Linked DNA regions of Homo sapiens: region 1 is linked to region 2. Evidence: chromatin contacts called from ENCODE Hi-C or POLR2A ChIA-PET data. All regions are on one chromosome and are shown on one strand. Each heading gives the region's core, a stretch centred on a gene start or an enhancer-like site at or near the end of the contact. The rest is flanking DNA. Distances are from core to core; before and after follow the strand shown.

Evidence for each region. Hi-C counts contacts between places; a loop is a spot of excess contacts on that map. ChIA-PET counts read pairs that join two places held with the same protein, here RNA polymerase II (POLR2A). Pooled maps may share reads with other maps.
Region 1: a pooled map shows a loop between it and region 2 (4-fold over the local background). The contact joins the enhancer-like site here to the promoter of SECISBP2L in region 2. A Hi-C loop is called at or near these places in 3 of 168 maps with a recorded cell type or tissue (Caco-2, IMR-90 and endothelial cell of umbilical vein), 5 of 37 single-sample maps with no recorded cell type and 6 of 50 pooled maps. POLR2A ChIA-PET finds 5 or more read pairs at or near these places in 1 of 52 experiments (WTC11).

Annotation. Positions count from the first base shown.
Region 1 is chr15:49,232,924-49,236,921 of GRCh38, reverse strand. GALK2 (galactokinase 2) reads right to left here. Exons shown (of 10, transcript NM_002044.4): 4 at 981-1,071. Among named protein-coding and RNA genes, the nearest start is that of GALK2, 65 kb to the right of the region's middle. Within about 2 kb of position 1,407, at least 6 of the 41 ENCODE cell types and tissues checked have a DNase peak (open chromatin) inside an H3K27ac peak, as active enhancers do.
Region 2 is chr15:49,045,072-49,049,127 of GRCh38, reverse strand. SECISBP2L (SECIS binding protein 2 like) reads left to right here and starts at 2,682. Exons shown (of 18, transcript NM_001193489.2): 1 at 2,682-2,852. The coding sequence starts at 2,829. RefSeq lists enhancers at 2,216-2,345, 2,446-2,795, 3,086-3,225.

The DNA.
Region 1 (3,998 bases), core at 158-2,657, 190 kb before region 2:
TAAGAACAAAAACCACCACTGTTACAGTATAGGACTACACATTAGAAATAAATTTGATGTATTTCTGTAATGGATGTGCCACTAAGTCCTAGCTGCTCATTACAAAGTTTCAGATAGGACTGCCAGGCAGTAAGGAACACAAGCTCTCTAAAACATGGGTCAGTTTGTTTGTTTACTTTTAGCTCACAAAGGCAAAATTTACTTCTTATTGTCCTACTATGATTCTATGCAAGTCACTACATCTAAAATAATTATTGCAATATAAAAGTGGCTCTAAAAACAGCAAATATCAATTTTCTTTTGGTCCTTGATACTTTTTCAATTATGAGAGTGAAAACATTTTATTTTCTTGTTCTTGTATGTAACATTAGAGATTTTCAAAGTAATTATTCAATGTTTCTTGGAAAATACTTATACTAATACATTTCATTATATCTTTTTTTAATCCCATCTGAAGTAGCAATAACAATACTAGCTACCATTTATTAAATGGCTACCATCAAGCTTTATGTAATTCTTTTAACAACTCTTTGTCAGGATAGCAATGACATCATTTTATGGATAAATCTGAGACTTAAGAGGTTAAATTACCACAGCTGAGAAGAGCCCAGATTCAAACCTGGGCTGACTCTAAATCCTATTACAGTATACCCCTATACATCCCAAGTATAAATGTAAATAATAGTATTAAAACATATCCTCAAAAGTATGTTTAAACAAAGATTTTAAAACCAGACAGATGTTTGTCAGATGCACCTATTTATGAACAGCCAGCTGTATAAAAACCACTACTGCCCCCTGTGAACACCACCCCAAAACAGTCATATCTTCCCCACTCTCTGAAACACAAACTAGCAAAATAGAACAGAAGCATCGGTTAGTACTGTAAGGAGATGAAAAAGATGTAGTAAATAAAATAAATCTGACAGAATACACATGATAATCTCAACTGGTAGTAAGTGCCTTATAAACCAATTTACCTGAATTCCTTTAAGTCCACATAAGAAATAGTTGTGCCACAAAGGCTTGGTTTTATCAATCTGGATGTTATTAGCACTAGTACTGAAGTCCCTGCGAAGACAAAAGACACCATTAATTTAAAATCTGTAGGCCTTGAGCTGCAAAATCAATGGATGACTGCTGCCATCTTGTGCCAACACAGCGATACTGACTCTCCTTTACCTTTTATGTTCAAACTGTGTGTCTACAGCAAAACATCTCCAGCTGCTAAGAGTTAAGAGAGGAAGTTGCAGTGGCCTTAGTGACTAAACTACCTCCAACTGACCCTTTTTATTTCCTGAAACACAGAGGAAACAATATATTTCAGAGTAATCTACAACTATTTTCTCTTTCATGTTGGTCCTTGTTAAACTGGTGTAAACCACATGAATGCTTATCCTCTGGGCCTGCTGTTTGGCACACCCCCAAACTGAAACAAGAGTACTCAAAGCCATCTCTGCCACCCATCCAATTTTACCATCTGCACAATTTAAGAAAAAAAAACAAATAAACAAAATGATGATTTTGATGCATAATCAATTTAACAAAATAAGATTCCATGAGTCTATACTAATGTAAGTTAACAAATGAATACAAAGCTAAATGAAGAGGAAAGAAAAACTCTTTATTATGGTAAAATGCTAACTAATAGATATAGAAGGAATGATGTGAATAGAAAAGTCACTACATGGTAAACTGTATGATAATTTGTTTCAGGAAACAATCATCAATGGACTGTTAAACTTAATAAACTGGCTAAACTGGGCTAAACTTAGTAAAAATGTGATGAGAAGCAAGATATTTACAGTATTTCCCCACCAGACACTTATGAACTACAATGGAAAAACATAGTATCTGGGCCAGGCGCAGCAGCTCACACCTCTAATCTCAGCACTTTGGGAGGCCAAGGCAGGCGGATCACAAGTTCAGGAGTTCGAGACAAGCCTGGCCAATATGGTGAAACCCTGTCTCTACTAAAAACACAAAAATTATCTGGGTGTGGTGGTGGGAGCCTGTAGTCCCAGCTACTCAGGAGGCTGAGGCAGAAGAATCGCTTGAACCCGGGAGGTAGAGGTTGCAGTGAGCTGAGATCGTGCCACTGCACCCCAGCCTGGGCGACAGAGCAAGATTCCGTCTCAAAAAAAAAAAAAAGTATCTGATATGGTTTGGCTGTGTCCCCACTCAAATCTCATCTTGAATTGTAGCTCCCATAATTCTCACACGTTGTGGGAGGGACCTGATGGTAGGTAACTGAATCATGGGGGGTGGATCTTTCTTGTGCTTTTGTCATGATAGTGAATAAGTCTCATGGGATCCGCTGGTTTTACAAAGGGGAGTTCCCCTGCACATGCTCTCTTTGCCCGCTGCCATGTAAGATGTGACTTTGCTCCTCATTTGCTTTCTGCCATGATTGTGAGGCTTCCCCCGCCATATGGAACTGTGAGTCAATTAAACCTCTTTCCTTTATAATTACCCAGCCTAGGGTTTTTCTCTATTAACAGCATGAAATATAGCATCTTTATGGTAGAAAGATCTGACAGATGCCACCTTAATCAAATGATCAAAATTAACACCACCAGTAAAGGGATGTTTTGTGCCTCCTTGATACAATATACTAAGCATACATCCATGGAATGTGGGATTTCCTTATGCTATTCTTGTGTCTTCTTTGAAAGTCAAAAAAAATACTTCAAAATGAAAAATAGGCAGATAAATAAATAGGCTCCTAAAATCAGCCGAAGGACAATGTATGTGAAATGGGAGAATCAATTAAAGAGGAGGAAATGAAGCAAAATTCCCCATATTGACTGAGTGCTCTAATATAACTGACTAAATATCTACTATATGCCAATCATTGTAATAGATGCCTTCCATGGATTATTTTAACTCAATAACATGGATACATTATCTCTTTTAAAATATATTAAGTGGCTAACCACTTAAGCATACAAAGCATGCATGGGAATATAAAGGTAAAAGGCAGAAGGCTTGCCTTTTAAAAGTTCACAATCTAGCCAAGATGACATGAACATAAATAACTACCAAACAGTAATGGCACGTGATAATAATACTGGGTGGCATACGTGGCTGAGAGAGTATTATTTCTAAAAGTCCGCATTTGATAGAGAGAGGACGTCTTCCTGGAGGCTCAAAGAGGTTTAGCTGCTTTCCAAAAATGCGTAGTCTGACTTCAGCTCATCAGAATTTTACTCTACTGTCACTCACAGAAGTTGAAAATATGTTGCTCACCATCAACAAGAGGTCACACAATTTGAAAGCAGATACAGTTATGTTAGCATATCTGACAGGTTCTATTCCTAGTTAAAAGGACATCTTGAAAGTCACTAAGAAAAGAAAAACAGAAAGAGATTTTGAGAGGGGAATATGAACAGAGGGGGTAGGCAGGTATGAGGAGAAAAAGAGGAGGATAGTTGCACATATGTAGGAAGCTACATGAGCAACGTTCCAGAAAGAACTGTGATATAATTTGGATTTGCATCCCTGCCCAAATCTCATGCCAAGTTGTGATTCCCCAGTGTTGGAGGTGGGACCTGGTGGGAGGTGACTGGATCATGGGGGTGGATTTCCCCCTTTGGTATTGTTTTCATGATAGAGCTCTCACTAGATCTGGTTATTTAAAAAGTCTGTGGCACTTCCCACCTCTCTCTCTTCCTCCTGGCTCTGGCCATGTAGACATGCCTGCTTCCCCTTTGCCTTCCACCATGCTTGTAAGTTTCCTGAGGCCTCCCTAGCCATGCTTCCTGTACACCTGTAGAATTGTGAGTCAATTAAACCTCTTTTCCTTATAAATCACTCAGTCTCAGGTATTTCTTTATAGCAGTGCAAGAATGAACTAATATGGAAAATTGGTAACAAGGACAGGGGCATTGGTATAAAGATACCTGAAAATGTGAATTTGCATTTGGAACTGGGTAACAGGTAGAGGTTGGACCAATTTGGAGGGCTGAGAAAAAGACAGGAAGATGAGGAAAATTTGT
Region 2 (4,056 bases), core at 1,433-3,932:
CTTCTTGAAACAATTTTCCTACTTCTTCTCCTTTACTGATCATAACTCCTACTCAGGTCTTTTTGTAGATGCTATTTACTCAAATAGCCTTCCCTGACCTTCCATCCCTTACCATGGTAGCACCTATTATACTTCCTTTTTCATTACACTCATCTCACTTATAAAGACTTCTCCTATGCATGTCTTGCCCACAAGACAAACATGGTCTCAGCCCTCAAGGTGTCTCATAAACTGCTGTACCTCTAGTATTTAGCATAGTACCTTGCACATTAAATATTTATTGGTGAATAAAATAATTTGCATTCATTTATATCATCTGTAAAGTGTAGTATTTTTAATATGTCTTACTTTTTTTCACAGATTTTAATTTTTTATCTACTAGCTATTGCCATCTTTTTAAAGATTACATTAAATGAGAAGGGCATTGTGACATTTCTGTTCTCATAATTCTTATGATTCTGTTCTTATAATTTTAATGAATGTCTTGTACATAGATTCTCAATGAAAACAATTTTACAGTCATAAAAATCCTATAATGTGGAAAGATCCTTGGGAATCCTATATTTAAATTTCCTCAGATCATTCCTCAGAAGAAGGAAGAAAAGCAAAAGTACTATAGTATTTTTATGAGTGCATTGCTATTATCTTTTTACTCAGATGAGGGTATATTATGGCTATAGACCACCAGTAGGAAGACAATCTGAAAATTCAGTTATTTTGTCTTTCAATTGTGAAGGAGGACGGTCATCTGTTAGTTTACATAACTACTCCTTATAAATAACTTAGTTTTTCTGAGCAACCAACCCTAAATTCATTCAGCATTCACTGAATCCCAGCTAGGTGTGTGATAGGCACCAGGGACCTAACATTACGTTAATTGCACATATATTTACAAATGTTACATAAATTTGCAGTTCAAATACACATGCATTGATATTAAATTTGAGGTGGCAGAAAATTTACTAAAATTAAATAAATATATTTAAATGTAAATATAAATGTGTAAATATAAATGTTTCTCCTTTCAAGATGTTTCTATTGCCAGCCTTGATATAAGTCTTGCTGACACAATATAGCTCCTTTCAGCAGGCCAATATATAATACAGGTTGAATGTCCCTTATTTTGACATACTTGAAACCATAAGTGTTTCAGATTTTGGATTTTGGAAGATTTGCATTATACTTACTGGTTGAGCATCTCTAAACTGGAAGTCCAAAATCTGAAATGTTCCAGCGAACATTATCCTTAAATGTCATGTCTGTGCTCAGAAAGTTTCTAATTTTGGAACATTTGGGATTCAAGAGGGTTTGGAATTTCATAGTTTCCATTAGAGATACCCAACCTGTATCAACATAAGTACAGCAAGGGGCCTTCACATAACAAGCCTCATATTGGAGTCTAATAACCAGACTAATAACCTAGACTAACTGAAAAGGCAATTAGTCTTTACTGATATCTCCTGAAGCATGACAAAGCAAATTTCTTAAAATCTCTTTCCCATTCCTAGCTGTGGATCTCCACACCAGTGCCCCAAACAGCAGCCACCTCAACTCTACCTTCACTTAAGTGTAATTTAGCTTATACAGTTGTCCCTAAGTATCCCAGGGGGGATATTGGCTCCAGGATCCCTGCTGATACCAAAATCCATGAGTGCTAAAGATCCTTATATAAAATGGTGTAGTATTTGCATACAATCCATGCATATCCTCCGATATACTTTAAATCATCTCTAGATTACTTATAATACCTAATACAATGTAAATGCTGTATAAGCAGTTGTTAAACTGTATTACTTGTATTTTATTGTTGTACTTGATATTTCTTTTTTCCTCAAAATATTTCTATCCGCAGTTGGTTGAATCTTCACAGAGGGTGTGGGTGTTGGAGGGTGTGTCTGAGGAGATGCCCAGAAGAAATTTGCCATGCTAACGGTAGTGCCCAGTTTCAAGACAGTCTCTGCCCTTAAGGAGCTAAGGATCTGAAGATAAAATAATTACCCGTTGGGTGGTGTTATACAGATCCTGCATAAAATTAGGATTTCTGAGATGGGCGAGGTCAGCCTGGATGTGAGCCTAGAAGTGGGCATGAACCTGGATAATGAATTAACTCTCAATAAATATTTGTGGGGAGCTTCCTAGCGGGCCTCTTCCAGTCATTCTGTGTATGCGTTTTACATATGCATTTTTCTAGGGCAAGACTCCATTATTTTCAGAATATTCTCATTCCTTTATAGTCATGACTCCCTTTATTTGCGTAACATAAGGAAGGAGCAGATGTACGGTGGGCAGATGAAAGCTTTTCCAACATCACTAAGAGGTGGTTTCAGATCCTGAAGAGGTCTTTGAAGTCCCGGGAGACCTGGGTCCCAAGTGGTCTGACACTTCTCGTTTAACAGTCGCAGGGGTGGCGTGTGGTTCGGGGCACCTGCTCCTGGGCGCCTCCACCTGGCCTTAGCCTCCAGGCCAGGCCGGGTTCCTCCTACCCTTGCTGAGGCCATTTGCTGTCACTCCGCCCACTGCCCCTCTCTGCCTCCTCCCCACTCCTTTTCCTTCCGTGCGCCTCCATTTCTAACTACGCCTCCAGCCCATTCGGGCCCTCCTCGGCTTCCGTCCCAGATGATCCCTCCCCGAAGCTGCCACCGCCTCCTCCATCTCCCGGAGCTGGAGCCGCCTCCTCGGCCAGTGGCGTAGCCGAATCGGTGTCGCGGCCAGCCAGATAGGGGCGGAGGTCCGGAACCCAGTCTGGACCCGAGCGGGGGGCCATGGAGAAAGCGGCCCGAGGCGCTGTTTACACCGACTAGCGCGGGCCCGTTGCGGCTGCAGGCACCATGGACCGAGCCCCCACGGAGCAGGTACGCGGGTTTGGGCTGGGCCCGCCGAGCCGGGGGTTGGGGTCGCCGCTTCCTCACAGGCCAGGCCCAGTTCTCCGAACGTGGGGACCGGGGGCCGGTCCTGCGGCCGCAGACCCCCTCACCTGGGAGCCTGGCAGCTCCCAGCTCTCCTTCATTGTTCCAGCTGCTGCCTGGGACTTGGGGGCTTTTCCAACCCTGATTACTTCCCAGGCGGAGGGCTCGCCGTTGCCGCTTCTCCCCTGCTTGGTGAAGGGGTCAGAAGGCTCCAAGTTGTCCCTGCTCTCCTGGGAGGAGGGCTTATAACTTCTAGTAGTCTCCCCGCTTCCCCCATTCCCTTCAGCTCTGGAATGTGTTTTCAAGGTGGAAAGGCGTTTGAAGGCTTCTCACCCAGAAAGACTGTAAGAGAATGTGTGGTAACTACAGATGAAGGGAAGTCACGGGCCTTTTAGGTCTGTGTTCAATGGAGCGAAGCATTGTTTTTGCAGTGGTTTTACGGAGGTGTTTCTTTTAAGAAACGATACTACGATTTCCCCTTGTCCTTTTATCCAGTTATTTTGCAAAGAATTGTAATTAGTGGGTTTTTTTTTAAAGCTAGCTCTATTTTAAGGGTGTAAAGCATAAGCTTATTTTCGAACCCGTTTTCATATTCGCAAAGTAGTCCTATTAGTGTTCTGTTTTATTTTTATTTGCATCAAATTCCTGATTATGCATGCTAGTAGGTGGTAGCAGGCAGGGATGATAACAGTGTTAAAAGTAATCGAAAACAATAGTTTCCCCCCCAGTATTTTCCACTCTTAAGATCTCTGCGAAACGACTTAATTTGAAGTCCAAGTTTATTCACTCTCTATTCCCTTCTTCGAAGGCCTTGCCCATTGATGACTAGATGACGGAAGAAGAGAGGCTAGTAATTTCTGCCTATTAATTTTACAGTTGGATAATTAGCACCTGAATTAATGAGATAAGATTTCCCAAATTCCTGTATGTGTCTATATGTAGTTGAAGCCGGTTTGTATTTTGAAATCGGACTCTTAGCAGGCAAAGCACAGCTTCCTAGTTGTGTATACTTGTTTTTACAGAAGACTTTTTTTTTTAAAAAAAAGCTTTATGTGAATGTAACTCTGAAGACACAAATGAGTTTTATAAAACAATACATGGAATTACCAAAGAGAAATTGATACAGAGTCTCTTGGCAAATACACTTAGG